Regions from separate parts of the Mus musculus genome. Here all the other regions are linked to region 4. Evidence: chromatin loops called from intact Hi-C (ENCODE). Cell type or tissue: left cerebral cortex. All regions are shown on one strand. Each heading gives the region's core, and the rest is flanking DNA. Links, peaks and the distances in the headings are about the cores only.

Region 1 (4,787 bases), core at 264-4,263, 480 kb after region 4:
GCCCAGTTTCCTGCCTGTTAGCATCAACTAGTGTAATGGTTTTGTCTCAAATGGAAATGAGTCAGAAATCAGTTTGAAAATAAGCTCCAGAAGGGGACCCCAAGCTATTGGATGTTTTGAGCACGCCAGTCACTAGGAGATTGGGGTATTGATTTGCCTCCCAAGGCTCCCTGGTTTTTCCTGAATCACGAATCATCGCCTTCTTAGAAAAGCGCCTCTGTGACATTCTTATTGATTAGGCTTCAAAAGGGAGTGGAGCTGAGGGAGGGGGCTGGGCAGCCTCCCACTCTACCTCCCTGGGACCATGGAGTCTTCCTGTGTTCTGTTCACCCCGGAAGGACCTCCCTCACCAGACTGGGATTCTCCAGGCATTCTAACTGGTTGATTCCAGTTCTCCTGGTCAGTTGTTCTCAGGGTATTTTCTCCTTCTTCTAGACCTGCTCCATGTTGTCAGGTCAACTGTCCTATGAGGTCTAAGAGAAAGTTCTTTGTCTCTGGACAGAAGACACTTAGAAAAATGTCACTCCATTTCCTCCCAGATCTTCCAAACATTTTTACTCCGTGGAGAGAATCCTAAGCGACAAGTACGGAGATAAATGGTTCGTCTGGAAGACAAAGTAATAGCAGAACAGTATGTTCTTAGGGTATTAATTAATAACCTGCTAATCATGGGATTTAAATCACATAAAATAGCAGATACCCCACAGTGCCATTTTGAAAGAGGCTCTGAGAAAAAAGCCTTTGCCTCACAAGCATGAAAAACCGAGTTCCATCCCTAGATGTTCTCAGAAGAAAAATAAATAAATAAAAATAAAAAGCACAAAAATAAATATATAGTGGCATGTGCCTGGGTATAGTGGCATGTGCCTTGAGTCCCAGCACTCTGGAGGCAGAGCCAAGTAGATCTCTGTGAGTTAGAGGCCAGTCTGATATATACCATGGGTTCTAGGATAGCCAGGGCTACATAGTGAGACCTTGTCTCAAATTAATAATAATAATAATAATAATAATAATAATAATAATAATAATAATGAGAGAGTCTGACAACCTAAGTTCAATTCAGAGAACCCATGAAAAGATGTATAAAGATGGAGGGAGAAAATGACTTCAAAAAGTTGTCCTCTGACCTACACACTTCCTCCCCCAGACATGTAACATATACACACACTATAAGTGAGTTGGTAACCTTTTAAAGATGAAAACCAATTCTGGGGGTTGTTTTGACCTGTGTATGCTCACAGGTACCACTCCTACCCACTTACAAATAAAGCTTTGCACCAGGTATGTCCCCAAATATTCACCTCTGTGATTTCTTTAAGCGTTACCGATAAAGCCCTGAGGTTTACAAAGTGCTTTTAGACGTATTTCTTTTCCTTTGGTCACCGTGAGACAAAGCACAGTGGGTGTTTCCCACTTGATTTCTAAATGAAATGAGAACGTGGAGAGATGTTAGGTGTTCTGCTCAAGGCCACCTGGCTCCCTGCAGTCGGGTTTGCTCACTGCTGTTTCTGAGTGTGTCCCAGACCAGCTGTGCTCTGTTGTGGAAAACAGTGTACTCCCCTTAACACTATTTTGTGGGTAGGTTTTACTTGCCTTGCTTTTGCACCAAACACCCTTTGAAATGTGATTTTTGAGCTGGGGAAAGGTGACTTTCATGTACCCAGGAGGCTTAGCTGGTTTTTCCCTAGCATTTCCAGATGACTAAGAGAACAGGGTATCTCAAGTGTTCCTTCCGTACACTGACAAGTGTTTTCTCTCTCTCTCTCTCTCTTTTTCCTCCTCCTCCTCCTCCTCCTCCTTCTTCTTCCTCTCTTTCCTTTTTTTATTTTCTTTCTTTCTTCCTTTCTTCCTTCCTTCCTTCCTTCCTTCCTTCCTTCCTTCCTTCCTTCCTTCCTTCCTTCCTTCCTTTCTTTGTTAAAACAATTCCCTATCTGAATGCACTGGAGATAAACAGTAACCAATAGGAAAGAGAGACTGGTTAAAAAGTGGCTTTTGAAACAATGATAGTAGGTAAAAGATTGATTCTTTCTAGGTTGAGCCAGATGCAGAGCGAGCTCCTCAATAAAGAGTTCTGGAAAAGCAGCCTCTTCTGTAACAGAGAAGACCCGTCCGCCCCCCTACATCAGGCTTGGACTGGGGCTGCTTCGGTAGTGTCTAGGGAGAAGAACTCACAACCCAGCCTCTCTGAACACATACCTGGAAGTTTGCAGAGACCAGCAGGACTGATGTGAAGCCACCGGGACATTTGTGTAGTAATGTGACCAGGATTAGTTCCCGCCGACAGACACTTCCTGGCTCCACGGCTTCTAAAGTAAGACAGTGGAAAAGCTTGTGATCGGCTAGGAGAATGTCAGAATCAACCCCGATGCTTACTAATTAAAGCAAGATTTGACCAGGTTATTTTTAGGTTTTCCTAAAACAGAATCCCCAAATCACCAGAGCATTAAATAAACGGAGTTCCCAGCCAGCGAGGGTGAGAACTTTGCCAGGGCCCAGGTTCACCTTGGCCTCAGGAATTATCACCTCCCCGGGCTCTGAGCGCTGACATCACGAGAGAATTTTCCAAATTGAGAATTTGGGTCTCTAACTTTATTTTTGAGATCTTTAAGGGAAGAAATGATAACCTGTTAGATGCCTGCTATTATGTGGCAGCTGTTGAGAGAACAGAAAAGCCAAGTGGGTGACTCATTGTCCCTTGAACAGGCCGCTCTCATTCTCTCCCACCCCACCCCCACCTTTGTTTCTGCTATACTCTACTTGGGGCCTGCTTACCCTCTCCCACTGTTCTCCAGGAATGTGGCCACAGGCCTTCATTAGCCAGAGTCAGTCTTCTCTCAGGCCAGCTCCACTGCTCCTGACCACCTGGACCCCTTATCTCCTGCCCAACATTTTTATAACCTGGCTTCCCCTGTCTGCTTTCCATCATTATCTCACAGATCACTGCACTCCAACACTGGCGGCATGTCTTTCTCTCTCCTTCTTAAAAAAAAAAAAAAAGGCAAATAGGTAGCCCACCCCACTCTCTAAAATCTGCTCACTGGTTTGTGACTCATCGTCTCTTGGTGTTTGGAGACAGGACTGTGTGTTCCTTCGAGCCGCCGAGTTGTCATTTCTCCCCTCAGGTTTATACAGACTTGGTTCTCGTGAGCGTCTGTCAGAGCCAAGGTCATGCAAAAGCTCCCTCTTATCTGGGGCTATTATCCCAGTCAATGGCAAGGACATAATTTAGAATTATGAGGACACAGGAAGGCAGACTGTCCTGGCTTAATGGAATGCCAAGCCCAGCTTTGAGAAGGCAGAGGAGATAAGAGGAAGAAAATACAGCGTTAGCTCCAGCGCTCTCCTGCTCCCAACTGTGGGAGAAATACCTGAGAGATGCGGTGTGTTGTTGCCTGCTGGGTTCACCTGCCTCAAAGAGGGGTAGAACAAATGAACAGACTCTAGTTCCCAGGATAAAATGAGGCTCTTTCCTTAGGTGAGCTGACAGTAGGAGAAAGGGGAGTAGGGACAGAGACAGCAAAATGTTATCTAGAAGAGTCAGTGAGGCGCCTCTGGGAAGGAGATCAGAGCGGACAGGAAAGTTCTCTTGGGGAGGGGGAGGGGGAGGGGGAGGGGGATTTGCCAGAGCAAAGGATTCAATTGCATGGGAGAAAATGTTAGGGGAATTTTTGCCTGACTCTACAGAAAACTTTGCTGAGTTAAGGGGTAAGTAACAGATCTGAATTCTGATGATCTAAGGAGTGTGTGGGGCGGTACAGGGCAGCTGCATAGCAATTAGAAACACGGGCTTGGAGAAGAAGGAGCAGGGTTCAGATCCCAACTCTCACGTTTCCTCAAAGAAAACAAAACAAACAACAACAAAAAAACTCCCACAGGAGACTGCACACAAAAAAAACGAGTCCCACGGGAAAGCATACAGAGTATTCAGAAAGATACAGTACGTGGTTAGGAGAGTCCCTGGCTCTTAATAAATAATAGCTCCATCCATATAGACAGATGGGATATTTCTTGATCTCCTTTTAGACAGCTTTGGCTTCAGAGTGCCCTGGGGATGCCAAGGAGGGACACAAACAGGCAGAGATTCTTCACAGAAGGAATGGCCAACGCGTTTCTAGGAACAATAACATCTGATGTTAAACTTGAAATGATTTCCTGCTCTAGGCAATAATAGCTCTGTCTGTTCTCATTAGCCACAACATCTTTGGAAAAGTCTGCTACGTACAACTGCTTTGTGTTAGCGCTGCTCTACTACGGAGAGGAGACAGGCAATGTCTGGGCTTTGCTTGTGCTTAAGGGGGGGGGGGCAGGAGAGGGGGGAGGCTGGAGGAGGAAGAGATGGAGCAGGAAGCAGGATTTGAAACCTGGGAGTGATGGATGTACCACAGACAGCAACAGAGACCAGCAAAGGCAAGAGGATCTGGAAGAGAAATGGAACCTATCACATTTACACTGTCACAGGTAGAAAGAAAAATACAATCCTGAAACACTGTTAGTTACTGAGCTAATCAACCCAGGGCTGCAAATGGACAGAAAGGCTGTCGTGGGCTCTATGCCAGGAGCAGTTTGTCACTTCTGATTACATTAGGTGACTCACCCAGAGCTGGTGTAGCACATTTTAATTAGTCCGTACCCGGCATGTTTGTAAAGCCAACCACACTGTCCACGGTGGCTCTATGGCCTGCTCTTCCTCCCTGGGACAGGAGGATCCTCAGGTCCCCAGCCTCAGATGCAGATAGGGTGCAGATTAACAACAGCACAAAAGTACTCTGGCTCCAGATGGGACAGAC
Region 2 (4,787 bases), core at 513-4,512, 51 kb after region 4:
TGATTACATACATACAAACAGGCAGTGGAGTTGCTTCAAAATATTTAATACGTGTTAGACACGTAAAGTTACATTTTTATACAAAAATCAATACAGAGAAGGAGAAAATACTGTACAAAAACCTTATCAGCTCCCCCAACCTTTATACAACAAAGACTGGAGTCACCTTATCTACAAAGCCATAAGGTCCTTCCACTTAGAGCTCGTCTGTAAACTTTGTTTCATTAAACACTTTTTAAAAGCACTGTGTAGTAAGTTCTGAGCTAGAGCTTTTAAAAAATATATCTTTTCTCTATAAACTCCGTATTTCCAAGCTTGAACTCTTCTGTGAAGTTCAGCAAGCTTTTTTTCCCCTGTGGGGAATTGAAGGTCCCTTAATGTTCTGCTTTCCCAGAGTAATCACAGGGTAGAAGCGCTTCTTCTGTGCCAGAGAAAGGATGGGGAGGGAGAAAAATAATACAAGTCTCTACTCCAGACGAACTCCCTCTAGTCTGAGGAAATCCTGTGAGAAAACGCCACTCCGCGCCCCGGTGCGGTCGTAGCTTTCATGAGAGAGAGGTGTGTGTAAAGTCCCTCTCTCCCCCAAGATCGAACGGGGAACTCCCCTTCCTCGAGCCTTTCTGCAGCTTCCTTTTCTGTGCTGCTGGCAGAGGAAAGTCCCTGTCTGCACCCCCAAAGTCTCAAGCCCCGGGGAAGGGGTGGTGCATTCCAGAATCACAGAACAGTCTCAACACAAGACAAACTTACACACGGACACACACAGATACAAAAGTTAACGATCGATCGTCCTCTTCCAATAAGCCTCCAACTCTAGGTCTCAGGATGAGACTCGAGAGCCACGGCCCAGCCGGGCTGCCCCTTCTGGGGCGATGTGCTGCCCGGCAGCAACCAGTCTCCCCTACGCGCCCAGCGCCTACGGTCTCGGCTCGTCCTCGCGGCCGGGAGAGGCCCCGGCCGCACTTCGGGGACTCCCGCTGCTCAAGCTCCAGCCACTCGGGTCCCGGGGGCTCAGAAGGCCACGATGGCTGTGCTCCAGGGGCTCATGTCTCTCAGCACCGGCTTGTCGCAGCAGATCTGCCCCGGCTCGGCGGCTTCCGGGCCGCCCTCCTCCGCCTCCTCTTCCTCTCGGCCGCCTGCGGGGCTTTTCCGTAGGAGTCCCGAGAAGCTAGACCCGAAGATGCTGATGAGGTTTGCCACGTTCCCGGTCTCCATCTCCTCGTCGGTGTCGTCCTCGCCGGTGACTGGCTGCTCCTCCGAGTTCCGGCGCGGCTTCTTGAGAGGGGTAGAGCCGGGTGCCGAGCAGCTCGCGCGGCCGCCACCCACTCCCGCTGCGCCACGCTTCCTGGGACACGGGGCGGGTGGCGCGGGGGACCCGTCCTCGGAGGACCGCTCCTCCACGGCCGGGGGACAGCCGCACGGGCGGCGCACTGCCCGGGGCCCCTCGGGGCACGCGTCCGAGCCACCTCCTGAAGACGCCGCGCGCGGACGCTCCACGCGGCCCCAAGCAGCTGCCGCCGAGTCCTCCTCTCCGCCCCGGAGAGCTTCCCCCGATCCGGCCACCGCGGCCACCGGTTCTGAGCTTCCCGCTCCGGGCGTGTGGCACACGGAGGGACGCTGAGGCTGAGGCTGCGGCTGAGGCTCGGGCTCCGGCCAGGCGGCACGGGCGACCGGCGGGGGCGGCTCTCCCCAGCCGGAGGGTGGCCCGGCTACAGGCTCTCCAGGCTGCTGAGGCGGCGGCACCGCCGGGGTCCCCGCAGGGCCAGCCAGGTAGAGGCCAGGGCAGGGGTCACTCAGGTAGACTTGGCGGGCGCTGCGCAGCACCAACGACACCAAGAGGTTCTTGTGCAGCTTGATGCCGCCGCGCTGGACCCGCGAGTTGTAGATCTTGCCCAGGGAGATGCTGACGATGCGGTGAGCCTCCAGCTTGAACTCCATCCTGCCTTCGCTTCCAGACGATAGGGTGAACGCCTGCTTGCCTTCTGAAGCTGCGAGAGGAGCTGTAGGCGGGATCAGGTCTTCCTCTGTGGTTGTACCCTCGGCGTCTGAAAGCTCGGTGGAGAAAAGACCTGGTGACGCGTAGTCCCCCTCCGCCGCTTCCCTTCAGACAACAGAACCGTTCTGAGCCGGACTCTAAACTGAGCGCTGCGGGGCCACACTGCACCTTATATATGCTCCTCGAACGCCAATCACAAAGCGCCGCTAACCGTTCTGGGCGGGCAGATGTGCCTCGTGCTCCGCCCCCGACCAATCAGAGGCAGAGGAGGGGCCCCAGGGCCTGTTCAAACGTTAGTCCCGCGGAGCAAGCTCTTAAAGGGGGAGATTGCAGGCAGCCCATTGATCATGTGCGGTGGGATTTGTGTTCAGAGGCGTTGATAGAGGAGAACGAGGCCCACAGAACTGTATGTAGTAAGGGATTCCGCTTTGTGATGTACCTTAGCACACTGACTGGAACTTTCATTCGTTTAGTGTGCTGGAATCTACTGCACAATAAAATTCAGTTCCTTTCATACACAATTTCCAGCTGCTCATAGCTGTTTCAGCTGTAATTTCTGGTCATTCTTGGCAGAAATGGAAGCGATGACAATATATGACAACTAGCACGATATATTTGAGATATTATGTTGGAGTTAGCCCCTTTCCCATTAGCGTTATACTCAGCATTTAACTACAAACAAAAGGGAACGTTCTAGAAATACCCAAGCTTCTGCCTTATGAAGGAACAGAATTCAGGTACAACGTTGTTTGTTCTCACCTAAAGCTGGCATCTTTCATTTCGTTCCCCAGATTCTCAGTTATCACATATTTTAAATGGAAGATGTTACCTATTTCTCCACAATGGTTTTCTTTGTTTGTCTGTTTGTTTAATACCCCCCCCCCACACACACACACAATAAGTAACTGATCTATTTTGGGGGAAATCTAGTAAGTTCTAAAAATACAAATAAGTTCTGGTTTCCCATGTTGATTATGTAAATTGTTTTTTGTCAAGTATGGGGGGAGGGTTCCTAAAATTTTTCTGGTCAGTCAATGTAGTCCCATCCACTGAGTCTTGCAAATCCCTGTCAGAAGGACCATGACAAGATTGTACTGGTGCCTGATGGCTCTGTAAATTGCCTTATGGCCCTGAAGTTTCAAATATAAAATGAAGAAATCACAGATACACCTTCTTTATTACACAGAAGATAAATGGCAACTCTCAGAGTCAATCTAAATAATAAAGTTAACCACAGCTTACACGGTGTCTATGTGAAAGGTTTGCCTGACCCTACAATAGGTTTGGCCATTTACATGGAAGAAATACTAGTGAGAGGTAGGCTTGATTAAGAGCCAGTTCACAACCAGGATGCCTTCAGATCTGATGGTTTGGGGGATGCTAACTTTGGCCACTATTACTGCTACAACTGAAGCCCAGAGTCCCTCCCTTCTAGGAATTCTCAGCCCACATAGAGAAGGAGAGAAAATAATTATAACATGTAGCAACAGCAACATATGTTCAGTAATAGCATGAGGTTCTTCTCCGTTTTCTCTCTTGGAAAATCTTTTTTATTTTATTTTATTTTTTGACAAATATTTATTGGGTATTGAAATCCAAGACCACATCTAGATCCTGACCACTCACCCTTAAAGCAACAGAGTTGTCCCTACTTCATCTTCAGGTTTCCTAAGAAGAGCAGACCAGTGAGGCTCTGATGGGGCCCAGTGCATTACAAGTGAGAGTGTATCAGGTAATGCTGCATCTCACAGACAGATTTATCGATGCCGCGTAGTAAGTAGCACTTGAACGAGTGTACAGACATATCCCATGTTCCTGTCTAACACAGCTCGCTTAAATTTACAGGCCAACTGACGATCCGTCTGGGGTGGAGTCAGTGAGCTGTCTGATAGCCATGGGCAGGTTCAGGACCTGGTCCTTTCAAAGCTTTGTTTGTTTCATCAGCGCTTCTTTTTAAAATATTTATTTATTTACTTACTTGCCTGCTTATTTATTTATTTATTTATTTATTTATTTATTTATTTATTTATAGAGAGGGTTTTTTTCGTTCTGTCCTGTAGTCCTGTTCTGGAACTAGCTCTGTAGACCAAGCTAGACTTGAACTCAGAGATCTGCCTGCCGCTGCCTCCCCAGTGCTGGGACTAAAGTTGTGCATCACTATTCCCACTGAGCATTCTGATTTTATTAAAACAAAAACAAAGAACATCAGTTCTATTCCTACCCAAATTTTCTGATAAACCTGGAAATGGTAGGGTTTTCAGATAGTCCTAATAAGGCTCCGAAGCATCTTGGAAGGGCCAAGGCCTCAGGCCTTACCAGACTTCCACTGGGAAAAGTGTGAGAACTTTTAAGTCACTGTAAACAGATGTTTGCAAGCACAGGCTACTGGAGTGGGAGTCCCAGCTCCACTTCTTCCTTGCTGAAGAGCACTTTGGAAAAGTGTTTTGCCTCTCTGTCATTCCGTCTTTTTTTTTTTCATTTGATTACAGAGATAATAGTAGTGCCTACCTCTTAGAGCACTGTGAGAAAAGGATGCTTATTGCACACTTAACACTCTTAGCACAGCAGTGAGCACACGTACACTATCAGTACACATTAGTTATTTGAACCTACTACCTTACATTTGAATTTGGAGTAACAGAAGGGTCTGGAGACTCTTTAGGTAGCATTGATGAAAGTTTGAATAAGGAAAGTGGATTTGAAGAGTTGCCGAAAGCCCTAAGGTATAACAAACTCTTAAGCACCAAAGCAGGGGTGGGGGTGGGCTGGCGGTAGGGTGGAGAACAGAGAGCAT
Region 3 (4,787 bases), core at 517-4,516, 170 kb after region 4:
TGCTGGAGCGCACGCTCCTGAGGCCTGAGGTCTGCAGTCTGCGTGCTTCATGCTGTGCTGTAACCCCGGTATCCAAGATACTTATTAGCAGGCACCTGACACACATTAACTCACAGATGCCGAGTGATTCACAGGACAGGAGCTAGCACACACGCTGGACCTGGCACCCAGGAAGAGCTTCTGGAGGGACGAGGAGAGCTTTTCTCCATTGCTCAACCAAAGCCCCAAAGGAACTTGACCCCAGGGGCTTTCTGAGGATCCTGAGAGCATACCTGAGTCTCGACGGCCACTGCCATGGGCCACGTGGAATCCAAAGGTGCCCTGCAGCACAGCGTGTGCTGCAGACACGGCAGCAGGAGGGCTTTCCCAGTTAAACAGCCCTGGCCTAGCACACTGGAGAGCGGACTACTTCTCCCCAGGGCCCAGCAGCACAGACTGCTGAGCTTGCCTTTCCAAGTCATCCCCTCCCTCCTCTGCCCACTCTCCCTCCGCTGAGCAGAGCCTGGGGACAGCTTCCAAGGGTTCATGTACTCACACATTCTAGACCATGGGCTTTGGCCTGGGCAAGTCAGGTTGCCACACAGGACTCCTGGATGTAGAGGGACCAAGAACTGGTCAGAATTCAGTGACGGTGGTATTGAATTAGGATACAGTAGGCAACCCCGCCAGACACCTGGAGCCAACATCGATCTGAACAAAGCCTCCAGGAGCTGGGGAGGGAGGGCTGTGGACAGGACTGCAGACAGGCAGGCCCACTCCACAAGCCCAGACACACCAGCAGCTGGAGGATGGGGCGGTTGAAATACATCAACCACATCAAAGGAATAGCTGAGACCCGGCAAGCACAGACAGTTTCCCTCTGCCCCTCTGGAAGAGCCCTGCTGGCTGGGATTTCTAGATGTCACAGGACAACAGGGGGGCAGTGGAGTCAAATCGGCCAGCTCTACCCCCTCAGCATGAGGGCTCCTGGGACCTGGCACCTAGGAAGAGCTTCCGAGGAATGAGGAGAGCTTTTCTCCATTGCTCAACCAAAGCCCCAAAGGAACTTGGCCACACCCCAGGGGCTTTACTGAGGATCCCGAGAGCATACCTGAGTCTCGCCGGCCACTGCCATGGGCTACATGGAATCCAAAGGTGCCCTTTGGGGGTCGCTGCAGCTGCAGCTGGCTCGTGCCATCTGGGAACACCTCCACCACGCGGCCCACAGTACGAGCCAGGCTAGGGGCACCCACATCTTCCACACTGAGGGCACGATGGGGAAAGGCCTTGGCTGGCCTACAAGGAGACCAAAGACAGTAACGGTAGGGTTAGGTATCACAGCCAGTTTTTTCTGGGCCCTAAGGTGACCTGAATCTGATGTAGGAACCTTTCTGACAGGAGGGGCTGGTTTCTCTGACCTCAGCCAGCAAAATGAGCTCCCTAGGGTGGAGACTGGCAGTGTCCACGTCTACTGGCGGTTGGTTTCTCAGGCCAGAGAGCCTTGAAGCAAGGACGGTGGTCTCTAACGTGTTTAGAAAGAGACCTCTGAGCACCCGAGGAAAGCTATAATTTTATCTAATGTTTTCAGGAGCCCTTCCCCCTCAAAGTCCTTCCATGAAACCCTGAGTAAAAATGGATGACCAAGGGGGCCTGGGCCAGGAACCAAGGGTCTCTCTGGGGGTTCTCATCTGGGTGTTTAGAAAGATCTTTAGCTGTGTTACTGATCCCAGGATGTCAGCAGACAGCCAAGGGAGAGAGGCTTCAAGCCTGCCAGCGCCACCTTCCAGCAAACCCGTGCCTCACAGTGCTCAGCGCACATGGCAAGGGCACAAAGGTGTCATTCTGAGATGTCTGTGTCACTCCGTTTCTCCACATTGGAGATTTGTGGACGGCAACACTCAGCTACTCTGCTCCACTTCCTCTTAACGAGACAAATGGGCTGTGGTGCCACTCTGAGTTTATCATTTGGGTCACTTGTGCCATGCTTACCTGCTGGGTCCACTGCTGTCCCCTGACCCCTCTACCAGGTAGAGGCTGGACCGGTCTCCCTTGCCACCTAGCAGAGAATGGAGGTTCTGGAAGGAAGTTGCTCTCCGATGCTGATGGGAGGATGACACCTAGTGGGGAAGGCCCAGTATTACAGGTGAGAAAACCAGCCTGGGAAGGGGTCCCCACAGAGGATTTGCTGGGAACCATAAACCTGAGGTTTATGAAAACAATTGTGTGCCGGGGCCTAGCAAACACAGAAGTGGATGCTCACAGTCAGCTAATGGATGGATCACAGGGCTCCCAATGGAGGAACTAGAGAAAGTAGCCAAGGAGCTAAAGGGATCTGCAACCCTATAGGTGGAACAACAATATGAACTAACCAGTACCCCGGAGCTCTTGACTCTAGCTGCATATGTATCAAAAGATGGCCTAGTCGGCCATCACTGGAAAGAGAGGCCCATTGGACACGCAAACTTTATATGCCCCAGTACAGGGGAACGCCAGGGCCAAAAAGGGGGAGTGGGTGGGTAGGGGAGTGGGGGTGGGTGGGTATGGGGGACTTTTGGTATAGCATTGGAAATGTAAATGAGCTAAATACCTAATAAAAAATGGAAAAAAAAAAAGAAAACAATTGTGTGGCGCAAGCTTTGGTCAGGACCCCCGGGTGCCCAGCAGGAGTCAGCGGAGCCTGCTTCAAAAGATGGGACTGCACAAGTGTTCAAAGCATTTAGCATTATTCGCGTGCCTATCTCACTTTGAAAATCTCCCCAGCACTCAGAAGCCAAGGCAGAAGGGTCAGGAGGACCAGCCAAAGTCACATAGGAGATCCTGTCCAAAGGGGAGGGGCTGGGGGTGTGGCTCTCTGGTGGCATACTAAGACACACCTTAGAGCAGGACGGGTCCAGCTAGGAGTGGGGGTGAGCCAGGTAACGTGACAGCTCCAGGAGCTTTTAACTGGGAGCAGAGAGGCTTTGCCCAAGAAGGCAGGCTGACAGAGGCAGGCTGGTCCTTGAGTGAGGCTGGAAGCAAGAGCTCACCAGCTGGAAGAAAAAAAAGGACCAGGTGCCCAGGCAAAAGAAAGACAGCATGAGAAATGATATGTGGACACGGGAGAAGACAGGGACACAGGAAAAGAGAGGGACATGGGGGAAGGTGTGGTATGTGCTAGTCAGGGGTAGAGGCTCAGGCATTTGTGCTCCTGAGAGACAATGTTTTTCTTTTAGTTTGTTTTTCCCCCAGTTTTTGCAAGTTTCTGTACCATCCTTCCTGTATGTCATAGCCTTTTTGAACCAGGCTGCTCTCTACCTTCAGCCCCTCAGCTTAAACTACAGCAAGACCTCTGAGACACAAGAGACATTGTCATTTCCCTTGGGTGACTTATGGAGACGTTCCAGTGGTGAGAAGTGCAAAGGCCACAGCTCCCAGCTCCACACCTGAGAAGTCTATCTGGAGAGCTTCCAGGGACAGGAGGCGATGCATGCTGTCTTCATTCCCAGCTCACCCTCTCCTTCTCCTCCACCCAGCACACACTGCACAAGGGCCTCCACTCCTAGACCCTGTCCTGAGTGAAACCAGTCCGTGGACTGCCATTCACCCTGCGTTCTCTCCCCTCCTCGGCCCTGGAAATAAAAAGGTCCAGTGCCTTAGACCAGCACTTCCCACCCTGGGGGTCGAGGCCCTCTGGGGGTTGAACAACCTTTTCACAGGGGTCACATATCAGATCCTGCACATTTTTACATTGACATTTACATTATGATTCATAACAGTAGCAAAATTTGTTACAAAGTAGCAACAAAAATTATTTTATGGTTGGGAGTGACCACAACATGAGGAACTGTATTCAAGTGTCACAGCATTAGGAAGGGCCCTGCTTTAGGCTATGGTTTCCTTCCTAACTCTGCACAGGGGAGGGTGCAGAGAACAGAATAGCTCTGCGCTCCCAGCACACAGCACAGAGCAGGATTTCCGGAGGTCTGGTAGAGGTGAGTGTGCGGAGGTGATTTGCTAAGCCTGGCACTCGGAGAGGGAGATGCTTAGCTGGTGCCCTGTATTCACTGAATGTGAACTGGGTACACTAGCTACTGAGACAGTATTGGGGGTGTAGACATCATATTCCAGTGAGGGGAGAGAGACATGGAGGGGTGAAACTCTGTGAGAAGGCAAACAGCAGAAGCCACGCAGCCTAAGGACTGTGGTGACTTCTAAAGGAGGAAAGAACAGGCGTCAGCAGGTAGAGACAGCAGAGGCAGTCAGGTGCAGATTCAGTCAGACTGCGTGATCTGACTGTAGAAGTGTCTGTCTATTCAGCAGAGGCCAAGAGTGTTCTGGGAAAGTGGGGAGATGTAAAAGCCACAGACAGCAGATCTGGAAGCAGTCCTGGCAAGGTGCCATTGGTATGGCCAGGTCTGTCCAGCCTCAGAAAAAACACCTTGGAGGCCACGTGGAGAAAGACCAGAACAAAGAGGCCAGTCAAGGCTTGCCGTGACATTACAGATGGGGATTGTTTAGGGGTTGGAGAGATGTCTAGGCGGCTAAGAGCACTGGCCGCTCTTCCAGAGAACCCAGGTTCGATATCCAGTACCCGCATAATAGCTCATAACTGCTTATAACAACCCCAGTCCGAGGGGGATCCAATGCGCTCTTCTGGCTTCTGCGAGTACCAGGCATGCACAAAGACATATATATGAAGGCAAAACACACAGAGAAAATACTTCTTTTTAGAAAGAAAGGAAGGGAGGGAGGGAGGAAAGAAGGAAGGAAACAAAGAGACAAAGAAAAGAAAGCTCATTTGGACTAAGGAGTCACTGTGGCCAAGGAGT
Region 4 (4,787 bases), core at 422-4,421:
CTTATGATGCGGATAGAGTCTAGTTAACTCATCCTAAGTTGAAAACATTGTATGCTGAAAATGTGCTTCATCCAAAGAGCCTAGCAAACACCACACTTAGCAGCCCAGCACACTAGACTGTTAATTGTTCCCCTTGAGATCAAGTGGCTATGTGGGAGTCAGAGCTCATCGCTGTGGCCCAGCAACATGAGACAGCACTGTACTGTGTCAAGCTAGCTCAGGAAAAGATGAAGATCCAACATTCTCACGGAATTTGTACGGATTTGAAAAAGCCATGAGAGTTGAAAATGTTTAAACCAAATCACAAGTTGTGGATCTATACAAAACACTCACTTTAAACACATTGCCAGGGATCTAGCCGGCAACCTCAGCCTCCCCTTACCTTTAGGTCTATCTTTAAGAATTTATGTTCGCCAGGCAGTGGTACACCTGTAATCCCAGAACTTGGGAGGCAGAGGCAGGTGGATTTCTGAGTTTGAGGCCAGCCTGGTCTACAGAGTGAGTTCCAGGACAGCCAGGGCTACACAGAGAAACCCTGTCCAGAAAAACTCAAAAAAAAAAAAAAAAGAATTTATGTTCTTGGGGGCTGGAGAGATGGCTCAGTGGTTACGAGCACTGACTGCTCTTCCAGAGGTCCTGAATTCAATTCCCAGCAACCACATGGTGGCTCCCAACCATCTGTAATGGGATCTGATGACCTCTTCTGGTGTGTCTGAAAAGCTCAACAGTATACTCACACATTAAAAAAAAAAAAAAAAAAAAGAATTTGTTCTTGGCCCACTACATCCTGTTTCAAACATGAAGGGTTTGTTGTTGTTGTTGTTGTTCATTGGGGATTAAGGTTCTGATCTATCTTGAAGCACTCTTCCCATTAGGTTGGAAGGTTTGGTTTTGGTTTTTGTTTTGTTTTGTTTTTAACAAGAAAGGTGCGTGTGAGCCCATTCTCTGCAATGTCTGTCAAAGCCTAAGTGGTACCCTGCTGCCTGAGCACTCATTTGTCTCCATGACAGTGTTCTGAAACTCGTCTGCTCATATCAGTTCAAGATGTATCTCTTAGCAGAGCTGGCATATCCCACCTGTGCGCACATCACACATTTGATGCATAGCAACACTTGAAAACACAGGCCCGGTTTGGTTCATATGTATTTCAAGAGCAACACCCCCTTGACACTGGAGAAGGCACTCATCAGCTGATTTTGTTTACCCATTCATTCGTACATAGACCTCCAAGCGTAGCGGGGGAGGGAACACCAAGCTATAACGCTTACCCGTGTCTTGGAGGTTGCCGGTAGGAGTAACGGGGGCTTCGTTGAGAAGGATGAATTGTCCACTAAAGAGGTAGTGGGCCTGTCCTAGGGGGTTGTGAGTAAGGAAGCAGGGGGATGTGGAAATGCCTGCTGGGTAACAAAGCAAACAAATCCTACATAAGGTTGAATTGTTGGAAGGAAGAGGTTGATGGAGGAAGATACAGGGAAGAGGCTAGGGAGAGTTGGGGATGGACAGACAGGTGGACATAAAGCGAGACAAATTCTAAAGAATCTTCACTTTTTTTTAAAGCAAGGTCCAGGAGGATTTTAGGAGAAAATACTCATTTCTGATTTTGCAGCTAAAATGTTGACTTTGCCACTGACCTGAGGTTTGATTATAGTGAAGACCCAGAACCAGGAGCAAGCTGAAGAGGACCCCATGAGACTAAAGGAAGAAGTGTATGGGGGAGACATAGATACCACATCAGCCATAGACTGGGTGGGCTCCCATGGCCAGTTAAATGCTGGCCTTTAGAAGGGCCTTTTAGACAGAGGTTATTACAAAAGCATAACGATTGAATATCAGTCTCTCCACTTAGTCGACCCTACTCAAAAGAATGTCTCTCCTATAGTGTCACTTCAGGCCAAGACGATGAGAAAGTTGGAAAGATTTTCCCAGCATCCCTCAAACTACATTACAGAGGCCACAGCTAAAAATCTCTTCATTCATTTACCTATTGAAAGTTCACCTTCATTCCCAAGTACCTAGTCCATAAAGGGACTTCCCTGCAAGGCATCTTGACCTCTGGTCAGTTTAATTGTCAACTTAACACAATCTAGGAACCTGGTAAGAGAGTTTGTGGGACTGTCTGCAGGGAACTGTGTTGATTGTTGTAAAATGTAGAAGACCCAGCCCACTGTGGGTGGAACCATTCCGTAGGTTTGAGTCCTGGACTGTATCTAAGTAGAGAAAATGAACAGCGTTGCAAGCATGCCTGAGTGTGGAGATGATGTGACTTGCTATCTTACTAAGCTCCTTATTGCCTTGACTTCCCTGCTATGCTGGACTGGAACCTAGAATTGTGAACTTGAAAGAAACCCTTTCACCCCTAAGTTGCTTTCTGTCAGAGCACTTTGTCCCCGCAACAGAAATAAAAGTAAGACAACCTCTTAGCTAGGAGCTGTGCGAACACCAAATGTCACAAGTGTGACAATAGCACTGAAGAGTCTCAGAGTTCACATCCATGTCCATCATCTGCCAGCTTCATGACCTTGCGCAATTGTCTAGGACCCTCTCCATCGTGCACTGAACAGGAGTTCAAACCAGCCATGCCTTGAGTTGCCCTGATCCTTGATCTAAACTTTGGTCCTCACCTTCTGTTATCCCTGCTACGTCAAATTATTTGAAGCTTGAACATCCATCCATCATCCTCAATGCCTCCGCTATTTATCTCAGTGTCCTAGTTCACTCAGAAAAGCCTAATTTTCTTCCTGTTCATGCTCTATTAACTGCTCTGACAACTTCAGGTGATGAAGAGCCACCATTTGGCCAAGGGAGACAGCGGGACCCTGTCGGCAATGCACCTGCAGGGGGCAGCATCGGGCAGTGTAAGGCATTGCCAGGGCTCCCTGTACCATCAAGGTTGGTCTGGAGAAGCAGAAGCCAACTGACAAAAGGCCCCGTTTTATCCCAAGTGAGTCTAACACAAGGTCTCCAGGAAGACTGGGTGTTGTTTTTGTTTTGTTTTTAGGGAATCCCTGGCCTAGCCAGCCCAGCTGGGTTCCCCCAGAGCCTCACAGTAGAATGCTGTTGGCTTTCATTACAGCAGCTGACACCTAAGAAGAGAAAATTATCCATCTCCAGTCTCTCACCACGTTCCCAACCATGAGGTAGTGAGGTAATGGGGGAGCCCTTGACAGGGGAAAGATGGCAGCTTAGCATTTCCCCACTCAGCCCAGTGAGACACGGCCCCTAACAGTAAGAAGTGATTAATTTTTTTTTAAAGGCAAAGATGTGAAACTGGAAATGAGGCATACATTTTCACATGCTGTCTTTAAGAGGACATGATAGTTCTGTATCCCAAAAAGTCCACCACACCTGGCCAGACAAGATGATATTCTATGATTTGTGCATCTATTCATATGGGAGAACAAAGACAGGAAACGGTTAAAATCATCAAGATGGGCTGCCAGTGTAGATCTGTTGGTAACTGCTTGCTGAGCATGTACCACCCAAGAGTTCTCTCCCCAGCATGTGGTCACGTCCATAAACCCTAGCACTCCAGTAGAGGCAGGAGGATTAGAAACTGTCATCCACAGGGAACTGGAGAGATGGCTCAGTAGTTAAGAGCACTGGCTGCTTTTCCAGAGGACCTGAGTTCACTTCCCAGCACCCACAGGGCAGCTCACAGTTCCAGGGGACCCAACACCCTCAGAAACATAAAAGCAGGCAAAACATGAAATAAAAATAAAATAAAATAAAAAGTCATCCTCAATTTCTCAGCTAGTCCATGCCAATCTGGAAAACATTAGACACGCCCGTCCCCTCCCCCCCACTCCCCCAAAAAAGAAAAGAAAATATCATCAATATTTTCCCAGAATTCCAGCACACAGGATGATGAAAAGGACAAGGGTGAGAAGAGCGGAAGTCCAAGGATGACAATGGCTACCAAGGTAGCATCAAGGGACCAGCACAGACTGTGAACACAGACTTCCCTAAGAGCTTCAGGCCTCTGCCTGAGAAACTTGTGTCGCTCACTCTCCTTTTGACTTTGACTGGGGGAGGGGAACAGCCATGTCACGGTGACATCATCACCTTCCAAGAACCACTGATTCAGCTGCTGAGGCCCCAGGCTGGACTCACTTCCTCCAGCCAGAAGGCAGGGGGGGGGGGCAGGACTGTGGGCCTGTTCTCGTCAGTCCCCACCCCCACACAGTGCAGATCAGCTTCTTGCCCACAACCACGCCATGTGGGGCTGCCTGCCTTGTTCAGCAACCCCACCAGCAACCCCAGCTGACCAACCAAGGGTCCTGGGGAGAGGCAGAAATCTTTCTTTCCTCCTTGTGAACCAGGAGCTGGCTCACAGGGACAAGGCTGGGATGCAAGAAACGGGAAAGGGCTAAGCCAGATGAAGCCGAGGCTAGGAGAATACGTGTAAGAGCAGGCTAAGGCTGAGACAAACTGAAACCTTCAATTGTGACCACTTCACAGCCACAAGTTGGTCCAAATTGGATGTCACCTAGGGGTCGGCAGATATGGACCACTGTCTTCGCTAAAGAGTGAAAATATCTCCACAGCTGAACTAGACGCTCGAGAACAGAGCAAAAGGAGACCATCTTGCCTTAGTGAGAACTTCCTCCTGGCCGCTGCTGCTCCAGCTGAGTCCTAAGTGCCCTCCCCAAGCCGCTTCTCTATTATGACAACTCAAGGTAGAACCCGTCCACCCTACATCAGCATCTGCCTTGCCTTTGTGTTAAACTGAATGTTCTCACACTATCATCTGCTCTGATGAATAAGAAAACAAGCCCCGTGGGTAGTCC
Region 5 (4,787 bases), core at 343-4,342, 230 kb after region 4:
AATGGAACTTTGTCAGAATAAAAATGGAAGAAACTTTGTAAACGGAAGCTGGTGAGTTAATCAGTAGGATTTTAGCAGTGCTGTAACTTTAGTGAGTAAGGGTTTGATATGCAGGAGGAGCTAATGACAAGCACGAGCTAAGGGGCAGTAGCCAAGTTTTAAAACAATGTAAGTGTTACTGCTGTTTCCCTAGTCACCGGTTTCTTAGTCTAAAGTTCATCTGACAAGGGCACACGTTCATGGCCCTCCTACGTGGGACTTTTATCTAGATCTGAAGGGTGGGGCCATTTATTTACCTTTTCCTGGTATTTATATTAATTTTACTGAATAATGGCTGTTTCTCTACCCTGACCCATGCTGGAGAGAAAATCAAGGGTCTCAAGAATGCTGGGCAGTCACTACTACCAACGATCTAGATTCCCAGTGACAAGCTGATGAGTACCAGATATGAAACCAACCATTTTCAAGACAGTCAAGCGCTGTATGTTTTTAGGCTTCTCTAGAGAATTTATGAAGAAAGGGGGTGAGATAGAGAATAAAGTAGGTATTTATATCCTGAATTTTCTAAGAAATATAATTTAAAAAGTACAACCAGGTTTAGAAGCCCCGAATTTAAAAGCAGGCCATGGTAGGGGTGTCGTAAAATTCAACATCACCTTTTAATACAGCTGGGTTTAAAAATAGCCACCAAGATCTTTTGTGTCGATGAATATAAAGGATTTGTTCTAGATGCTCAGAAATACAGTCCCCACAAAAGACTTTTAATTTGATCAAATTCTGGCTGAAGAAGGTGAGACCAGAAGGGGAAATGTCTAATAAAGTGTGAGGGGCCTGAAACAGGCCTGTCTTTCCACTGGTAAAGATTACAATTCTACATGCAGAAGCACGTGGCAAACCGTCATTTTTGTGACTGGTATTTGGGTGACTGTATCCTGCACCTGTTCCTAGAGAAACAACAGTCAGAGCCTTTTCTCTGGATTTCCACCACTGGGATGCAAGGGGGATGCCTGCCTGGTCATGACAGTGATGCTTGGGACTCTAGAGCAGCAACTTAAAATTTAGCAATAAAACTTTGGTTTAAAGTTAAAACAAATGAGGGGAAAAAAATCAACTAGTTGTTTCCTGAAAGAGGTGTGTGGGGTTGACCCTCCGCAGTGCCAGTGAGCCTTAGTTCCTCCTGCCTCCCTTCACAGGAGTAGCATTCATTTATGGTTAAGTTTCATAAATAATGAGAAACTGTATGTAACGAATACAGCATATTCCCCACCCACCCGAAGCCCTCCCCAGATGAGAAAAGTCACATCGAATTAAAAGTAGCTTTGTGGAGGAGGTGCTGCTCCAAGCTGCACTTTCCCTGCAAGTGCTGCCAGTGTCTCTGCACTGGCTATGAAGGAAGGGAAAAACTCTCCATAGAAACTGACAGAAAATTTAAAAACCGGTGTCCGGTTTCAGACAGTCAAAACCGGCCGGCGAAGCTGAGCTCTCTGGGCTGTGCATCAGACGTTCCTTCCAAAGCTTCTCTTCATCCTGATGGGCTTCTGTATCCTTGTGATTGTAAACAATCCGTAAGATAGTAGGTGTTTGTTCCTTAAAACATCTTCTGATTGGCAAAATGAAGTATTTGTTTTAAAAATAGAAAATGAAGATTAAACCAGAAGAAAAGAAAAGAAACACAGTGAGCTTGCTCGGAGTCCATAGGACCCGATCTGAAGAGCCCGGGAACGTGTTCTGTTTTCTCCTGTTCTCAGCTGGAAAAAGGTGCTGGAGGTTGCGTTGGTCGAGGAAAGGATTGTAGAGTAGAAAACCAAGGATGTTACTCTAGACTTCAGCGAATTCAAGTGTTAGCTTCGTCATCTGTGTCTTCTATCAATACCTTAGTGTCGCGAGCCTTGGATCTAGCGTGATCAGAGGAAATGAACATGTATGATCAGTCCCATGCAGTGCTGCTGGGTCCACTCTTCCCACTAGCAAGCACGCACACTACCCAGGAGCTATGTACTGCAAGTGGAGAGGTAGGAACAGCAGTAGGCTGAATTAAAGACGGAGCAGTACCCGGAAACAAGGATCTGAGTTTGAGCACTGGTACAGTGATAGCCAGGAGCCTCGGTCAAACTGTTAGCGCTGCTGATTTAGGAGGCTGTGCAGAGATTCTTGTACCGAATAAAAATGGGACTGGGTAACCCGACACTCGTTAGCCTCAACAGTGAAGGCAGTGTTTCTGACAGGAGATCTGTTACTCCCACTTGACAGATGGGGAGGCTGACATTCAGGAGGCTAAGGCTGTGCTAAGGCTGTATGAATCTATGACGTCAGAGCTGAGACTCAGGTCTCACCTTAGATTCCCTGCACTCTTTGTACCTTAAGCCTGTTCTTCTAACTGCCTTCCTCTGGCTGCCATCTAGTTTCCCAGCGTTTCCCTGTAAACCCCTGAAATGAACAGACTAGCACCAAGAGCCTCCCTCTTGATCAGAAACCATGTTTAGACTGCCCTCTGCTGGTAGCTATGAGACCTTCACGGTGAGGAGCTCTGGTCTGTCAGCCTTTTCTCCAGGCCTTGAGGCTAGCCACCTCCTCAGCACCCTCTTACCCACAGCGCTCCTGCACCCCAGGTTGCCGTGCCTCCCTGGACAGAGTGCAGCTGAGTCAGTGCTCTTCCCGCTCATTTCCCACTGTGACTTCTGCTACTTTCCTCTGCCCTAAGACTCACTCTCCTCTTTTCTGCTTTTTCCTTCTCTACTTTCTTTCCAGAAAATTCCCACTCTCTAGCTAAAGCTTTGGTAGGCCTGGGCTTCTGTACTCACCGGACTGTAGCCCCTTCTGCTCATCTCCTCTATGCTCCTGTACCCGACTTTACAACCCGATCCAGGCCTTTACTGTCCCGATTTCCCTTTCCTACTGCACTGTGCAGTGACACAGTCTCCTTTCCTGTCACTCCTCTTTGGAAGAACATGTTTTGTTTTGTTCTTTTTCTTTCCCTACAAGATGAAGCCTGCAGTTTTTAGTCTTTGGCTATTTGTTTGTTTTTGAGATAGGATCTAGTGTAAACCAGGCTGGCCTGGGCTTGCTGTGTAGCTATGATCCTCCTGCTTCCACTGTCAAAATGCTGGGCTTACAGGTGTGGGTCAGTTCAGATGAGCCCATCCAATTACATTTTCTCACTACTGTCTGAGCACATGTGTTTCCTTCCTACTCTCCATTTCCACAGGCACAGTCTTTACCTTGTCCAAGCACTCCCTTACCTTCAGAAAAATGTCCAACTTACGTTTTTCATCGTAACCTACTCTGCTGTCTCTCTCTCTATTCTCTCAACACCGAGTGCAGTCACCATATGCTTTATGTTTACTGTTAGCTTTGGGACACAAAGTCAGTGGCAGGTAAGAATCCTAGTTATGGACTTCATAAGGTAGCTTCAGCTTGCTCAAGTCTTTCTGTGATGATGCTGGGTAAATTTCACAAATAATGAATTGATTCTTTAAAATTTTTTTTTTTTGATTTTTTGAGACAGGGTTTCTCTGTGTAGTCCTGGCTGTCCTGGACTCACTCTGTAGACCAGATTGAACTCTGGCCTTGAACTCAGAAATCTGTCTGCCTTTGCCTTCCAAGAGCTGGGATTAAAGGCGTGTGCCTCCACTGCCCAGCAAATTGATTCTTCTTAATCTCTCTTTGAACTATACACATCCCAGTGTACAGAAGAGTGCTAACAGGAATTAAAGACAAGGTTACACAAATGATAGGATTTCTAAACGAACTCGAAGGTTATCTGCACACACATGTCATGCTCAAGAATCAGGTAAGTCATTTCCCAGCACACTTTTCCTGTGGTCCTTTACATCCCTACTCAGTAGGTGATAGACACCCTGGCGTGTCTCATGTGCTCCTGAAGATATACTACAAGTCTGACCTCATGGGTTGGTTTGTTACTACTGTCTGAAGAGGAAGCATGGCTGAATGCCAGCAACTTCACCTGGTCCAGTCTAGTAGCTTTTTAGCTAATGTTACCCGCTGCTAGCCACACAGGAGTGCTCTACTCTACGTACTGGGAAGCCAGGCGGGGCCTACGCAGGGATATGCTCTGATTGTACTTCCACGACCGGTTCTTCTGGCGGTTTCGAACCCCATCCTCCTGGTCCATCATCTGCTCAAGTAGTGTCTGGTCATCCGCGTTGAGGGGGGCCACAGAGATGTCCCGCACGGCTCGGAATTCACCACAGTTATTTAGATGCTCGTTCTCCAGACGGAAGAAGTTCCACACAAATCGCCTAAACAAAATGGGGTAAAGACATTCATGTTAAGATCTGAATATATTACTACTGGTAAACCTCCAGGAGGCTCAAGTTCCTGCTCACTAAGGAGAAAACAAAACAAAACAATTATAGGCAAGACTATTAAAATCAAAGAGACAGCTAGAGCCATGATAGTTCAGTCAGGAAAGCATCTGCCTAATAAGTGTGAGGACCTGAGTCTAGATACCACATGTAAGAAGCCAGGCACAGTGGGCACTTTGTGATCCCAACAGTGGCAAGATGGGAACAGACATGCAGGTCCCTAGAGCTAGCCCAGTCTACCCGGTGAAGTTCCAGGCCAATGAGAGGCTGTCTCAAATAGAGGAGGAAGGTATCTGAGGAATGACAGTTGACTTTGCTCCCTGATGCACATCCGCACAATAAATAAAATGAAAGAGAAAGATGGTGTGAGGACTGGGAGGTGGGGGAGGAAACAAGAGTTGATTTTGGAATATAATTTTTCTTTATCCAGTAAGTTTATTAATTTGTTGAGTGCTTATTAAA
Region 6 (4,787 bases), core at 561-4,560, 92 kb after region 4:
TCAGCGAGTGGGTCCCTGAGGAGGAGACAAGGAAGGAAGGCGTTGAGAGTCACAGATGACAGAATGTAATAACCGCATTCCCTGGCATTCCCCTCACCAGTGTTCTAGCCACTATTTTATCCAACACAACTATAGAATCCTAGTAATTACGATCTGGAAAGACTTCAGCTGTGTGACTGAAGAAGAAACTTTATAGGTAACCTCCACTTGTAAGTAACTTACAGTGTGATGTTCTGGTCTTGGGGGAAGAACCAAAACTATTCACTGGGTGGGTGGGGGTGGGGATGGGGCAGGCGTGGAGATGTGCCTCAAGAAGCCCCCAGAGCCTCTGAGGGAAAGAAAACCCTGACAGTCCAACCCCTTGTTTTACTAATAAGGCCTCTGGGTTGATAATTGAGGGCCATCTTTCTACCATCTTCCAGCTACATATACTGGGGTATACACCCTTCTTCCCAGATTAAACAGAGTCAGAACAGCCGTTAAGGCTCAGGCCTCCTGCAGAAAATACTTTCAAAAGCACCATGCTTTTTCTTGCTATACCCAACCACTCCTGGTAGCTACTTTCTTACTATTTTTCTACTTTTTCGTCCATTGAAATATCAATATGAGGATTGTGATCATCAGTAAGGGTCAAGGTAAACTGAAATGAACTCCTAGATAGTGCAAGAAGTTCAGGACATAGTATAGGTAAAAGAAGGTGGTTTTAGAAGTAGCGTATATGGGCTATCATGTCAATGTGGGCTCTTAGGAAAGGTTCTATAGAGAGGGTGACATCTTGGAGAAGATCTCAGGGTCAAGAGCTGAGCAGGCCAAGGGGAGAGAGGGCGTGCATGCTGGCCAAGGACACCACAGCCTTCTCTTCATTCTCTGTGGGACCCATCTGGTGCCTCTACAGGTATAAGTTGTGCCTGGCCCTTAGCCAGGCTTCTAAAATGGCACTTCATGATCCAGGGATGTCGGCTGACAGATATGAAGTCGGTAATTCAGACCAGGGAAGATGAAGAAAAGTCCTTGTTACACTCCCCTTCATAGCATGCCAGACCTTGTGGCAATTCGTATCTTACCAGAATGTGTTGCCCAGATATTTGAAGATTTAATATAACTACTAAGGTCGAATCATTTGGAAGGACTAAAATTGTTCTACACAGACTGTGATTTCGAAACCATTTGCTCCGCTCCCCCTCTTGCTCCAACGATTATGAAGTCAGGTTGGGTTGGCCCCTTTCCATGAGTCACCAACATGACTCACTTGTGGAGCTGACATCTATGAGCTTAGCATTTGGCTTTGTCTAGCTGGGCCAGTCACACTGCTCTTCAAGGATCACTTACTGTTTACTCAAATCTCCTAGGCCTTCTGGGGAGTTCATTCAACTCAACAAGCATCTCTCACACCAGAGTGCTGGCTCATCCCACCCCCAGCCCCACGCCCACCCCGAGCCTTGTCTCTTTAACTTGGTACAATAGCAGTTGGGCCACTTTTGACAAACATCTAAGGAAAATTACTGGAATATAAAACCCCGGACTTGTTTTTATTGAATATCTACCATGGACAAGCTATGATGCAACATCTGAAGAGGAAAATGAATCAGGTACCACTTCTTCCCTCCAGAAATTTACAGTATAACTGGGGATTTTTATATAACAGAACAAATACAAGTGTCACAAAAGAGGCACCGAGTCCGCCGGTGGTGGCCCACGCCTTTAACTTGGGAGGCAGAGGCAGGTGGATTTCTGGGTTTGAGGCCTTCCTGGTCTACAAAGTGAGCTCCAGGACAGCCAGGGCTACACAGAGAAATCCTGTCTTGAAAAACCAAAACAAAACAAAACAAAAAACAAAAACAAAAACAAAAACAAAAACAAACAAACAAAAAAGGCACCTATGGGGTGTAGGCAAGACAGCAACCCTGCTCACGTAGGAGTAGGAGTGTTCCTGAGAAATCCTCCAAGGAGATCAAGCCAGACCAGTTACACCTTCAGTGAGGCCTAAAGGGCAGCAGGTACCTCCATCATCACTATTTACGTGTATTTATTTTTTGTGCAGGGACCATGTGGCCAGTGCTATACAAACCCTTGAGCAACATTGGCTTCATTCATTCCTCACAATAATTAAACAAAACAAAACATGGTCTCATGTCAGGCTGGCCTCAAACTGTCTATGTAGTCAACCATGACCTTGACCTTCTGATTCTCCTGCCTCACAAATCACCAAATCTGGTTCAGGTGGCACGAGGGATTGATCCCAGGACTTTGTACAAGCTAGACAAGAACTCTTATCTATCGGGCTACATCCCCAGCCTTCACAATAACATCCATCAAGGTAGGTCCCATCATTCCCATTCCACAGATGGAAGGTGCAGAGAGATTAAGTACATTACTCAAAATTAACTAAATTAAGCACAACCTTAAAAGCCACAGTGAAGGAACCAGAAATCAAAAGCTGAACTCTCACATCGGGAGCTTCTCTACCTATGACTACTCAACTCTGCTTGAGAGACTCTTCCAGAGCCTGGATTAAAGTGCTCTCTCCTGCCCCCTTGTGTCAGACATGTTTCAGTCTTTGATCTTCCAGTCCCTAGAGCCCAAGCAGATCTTCCTCAGGTTGGTAGGAGGTTCTGATTGGGTAGCCATTTCAATAAAGAACAGTTTATTGTTACCCTCTTCAAGCAGCTCAGTGTCTTAGTACGGTAAAAATGATTGTGATTTCTGATAACTACTCTTTGAGATCCCGGGGATTGTGGGAATGAGGAGAGAAGTAAATGGTTGTATTTTAGGTAAAAGAACCTTGGGACACTCCTCAAAGCATGCAGTGATGTCGATGGTTCTGCACGCAGCAGAAGCCATTAGTCCCTTCTCCTAACAACTGTCAAGAGACTGGCTCTTAACGGCAAGTCTAAAACTGACAAATGTGCCAGTCTGACTTCTTAGCCACTGTATTAATTACTTTTCTTGTCCCTACTGAGAAATACATGATAGAAACCGAAGGGGGGAAGGATTTGTTTTGGCTCATGGAATAAAGGAGTAGAGTCCATGGAGAAGAGGAAAGAGTGGCTGGGATCAGCCTGGTCTGGGCTTGCTGGAGCTTGTGCTACGGTTCCTCATATCCTTCCAGGTCAGAAAGCAGAGGGCTCAGGCTAGAATTGTGCTGGACGATAATAACCCTTAGCCAACCTTAAGACCTGTTATCTGTGTTGTGTGCCCCCCAAACCACACAACTTCTCAAGAGACACTACCAACTGAGCACCTAGTGTGTAAATATACAAACCTGGGGGGGGTGCATTTCACATTCAATCCACAGCCCTGACCCCAGAGGCCCATGGCTACCTCATGATACAAGGTGCATTTTACAACTGGGAAAGTCCCTAACATCTTTTTATTTATTTATTTATTTTACTTTGAGAGATTGATTTTATTAAAGTTTTTGCTTGTCTGAAAATCATTAAAAAAAAAAAGTACACTGTTACTGTCTTCAGACACACCAGCAGAGGGCATCAGATCTCATTACAGATGGTTGTAAGCCACCTTGTGGTTGCTGGGAATTGAACTCAGGACCTCTGGAAGAGCAGTCAGTGCTCTTAACCACTGAGCCATTTCCCCAGCCCCCCCTACCCCCTAACATCTTAAGGGTTCCAACACTGATCGAAATCCAAAATCTTGGGGCTGGAGAGATGTGAGATTTTTCTTTAATAGTACTAATACCTGTATGAATTATCACAGCTTTTCCCACACTTGCTTTGACCACAACTGTATTCATGTCCCTTTCCCTGCCAAACTATATACTTTTCAAATATTTCCCCTCAGCTTTCAGCTGTCTATTGCTGTAATATGGGCTAAAAGCAGGGACAGTAACCGCCACAGTCTGAACACTTCTGACTAGAGATTTTCTTCACCAAACACATTAGTATATTGCTCTTTAATTCAGCCTCATTTTGACTTTCAGGACACAGAGGGGGGACATCGATTCTTTGCCGGAATAGCCTCTAGTCCAATTCCTGATAACGTCCCTCTTGGCCTCTGCGAGAACATCCCACAAAGTTCTAGTTACAGCATTTGGAGCCCACAGCTCCAAACTTTATATTACTCTTACACTTCACTTCTGAAGTCCCACAGACTGCATCGTCAGGTTTAGCATTGCAATGACCACAATAAGTTGCTTTTCTCATTGCTCTGATGTGATACTTGACAGAAACAGCACAAAGCAGGAACGACTTATTTGCATAATGGCTTAAGGAAATACAGTCCCTCATAGTGAAGAAGGCGTGGAAGCTGGGATTAGCTTAGTTGGGGAGCAAGAAGCTTGCAGCTCACTATCATCACACTACACAGCTAGGAAGTACTGAGCTTGGGATAGAAGTAGGGTCAACTTATACCTCTCAATTCTTGCCTCTGTAGCCTTAAGTCTGCAAGCTAAGTCCCGTGTCCTAAAACTTCACAATATCACAACAGAGCCGTCATCTGAAACCAAGGGCGCAATCACATATACCTGTAAGGACTATTTCCTATTGAAACAATTACAGTTACTCTTTCATGGCTACCCCTTTAACATTTATCAATACTTCACTTCATATAAGTATTATTCTTTTCTGAATTTCTAGTAAACATAGTTCTAGATGCTAGGAGCACAATATGGAACAAATAAAGGACCAGTCCTCTGAGATAATTTCTAGAAGGAATATTGTCAACTGACAAATATATAATACAAGGTCAAGTGATAATAAATTGTATTAAGAAACTAGTATGCATGGTGGTATATGCCTTTAATCCCAGTTGGGTAACAGAGACAGGTGGAT

Evidence for each region. Peaks named below come from ENCODE experiments on the same cell type or tissue, not always from the same donor. Only the 100,000 strongest peaks of a DNase experiment are listed, where the experiment ranks them.
Region 1: a loop joins it to region 4, with 2.7 times the contacts of the local background. A loop is called at or near these places in 17 of 42 quality-filtered maps.
Region 2: it touches region 4 in a loop (5-fold over the local background); 27 of 42 quality-filtered maps call a loop at or near these places.
Region 3: it touches region 4 in a loop (8-fold over the local background); 28 of 42 quality-filtered maps call a loop at or near these places.
Region 5: it touches region 4 in a loop (4-fold over the local background); 8 of 42 quality-filtered maps call a loop at or near these places.
Region 6: a loop joins it to region 4, with 8 times the contacts of the local background. A loop is called at or near these places in 31 of 42 quality-filtered maps.

Annotation. Positions count from the first base shown.
Region 1 is chr1:155,524,830-155,529,616 of GRCm38, forward strand. Gm5532 (predicted gene 5532) reads right to left here and starts at 2,282. Exons shown (of 2, transcript NR_132128.1): 1 at 2,197-2,282. In left cerebral cortex, for the core only: no CTCF peak of the experiment used is centred there; DNase peaks (open chromatin) are centred at 2,363, 2,600 and 3,151.
Region 2 is chr1:155,097,496-155,102,282 of GRCm38, forward strand. It overlaps Ier5 (immediate early response 5), which reads right to left and starts at 2,141. Exons shown (of 1, transcript NM_010500.2): 1 at 1-2,141. The coding sequence starts at 1,935. The coding sequence ends at 1,009. In left cerebral cortex, for the core only: a CTCF peak has its summit at 2,075; DNase peaks (open chromatin) are centred at 649, 1,262 and 2,164; H3K4me3 peaks cover 2,011 bases; H3K27ac peaks cover 1,592 bases.
Region 3 is chr1:155,216,292-155,221,078 of GRCm38, forward strand. It overlaps BC034090 (cDNA sequence BC034090), which reads right to left. Exons shown (of 10, transcript NM_001370865.1): 8 at 1,969-2,096; 9 at 1,091-1,275. Among named protein-coding and RNA genes, the nearest start is that of Gm31102, 24 kb to the right of the region's middle. In left cerebral cortex, for the core only: a CTCF peak has its summit at 2,088 (motif pointing left); a DNase peak (open chromatin) is centred at 2,068; H3K27ac peaks cover 898 bases.
Region 4 is chr1:155,046,301-155,051,087 of GRCm38, forward strand. All of the region lies in intron 2 of Gm41980 (a long non-coding RNA gene), which reads right to left. Gm41979 (a long non-coding RNA gene) reads right to left here and starts at 1,567. Exons shown (of 3, transcript XR_878637.3): 1 at 1,269-1,567. In left cerebral cortex, for the core only: a CTCF peak has its summit at 2,830 (motif pointing right); DNase peaks (open chromatin) are centred at 2,854 and 4,086; H3K27ac peaks cover 1,430 bases.
Region 5 is chr1:155,279,176-155,283,962 of GRCm38, forward strand. It overlaps Xpr1 (xenotropic and polytropic retrovirus receptor 1), which reads right to left. Exons shown (of 15, transcript NM_011273.2): 14 at 4,038-4,259; 15 at 1-1,895. The coding sequence ends at 1,835. Among named protein-coding and RNA genes, the nearest start is that of BC034090, 37 kb to the left of the region's middle. In left cerebral cortex, for the core only: a CTCF peak has its summit at 2,505 (motif pointing left); DNase peaks (open chromatin) are centred at 1,008, 1,373, 1,769 and 2,382; H3K27ac peaks cover 2,840 bases.
Region 6 is chr1:155,137,760-155,142,546 of GRCm38, forward strand. It overlaps Mr1 (major histocompatibility complex, class I-related), which reads right to left. Exons shown (of 6, transcript NM_008209.5): 2 at 1-15. Among named protein-coding and RNA genes, the nearest start is that of Mr1, 6.7 kb to the right of the region's middle. In left cerebral cortex, for the core only: CTCF peaks have their summits at 2,547 (motif pointing left) and 3,485 (motif pointing right); DNase peaks (open chromatin) are centred at 1,222 and 2,533.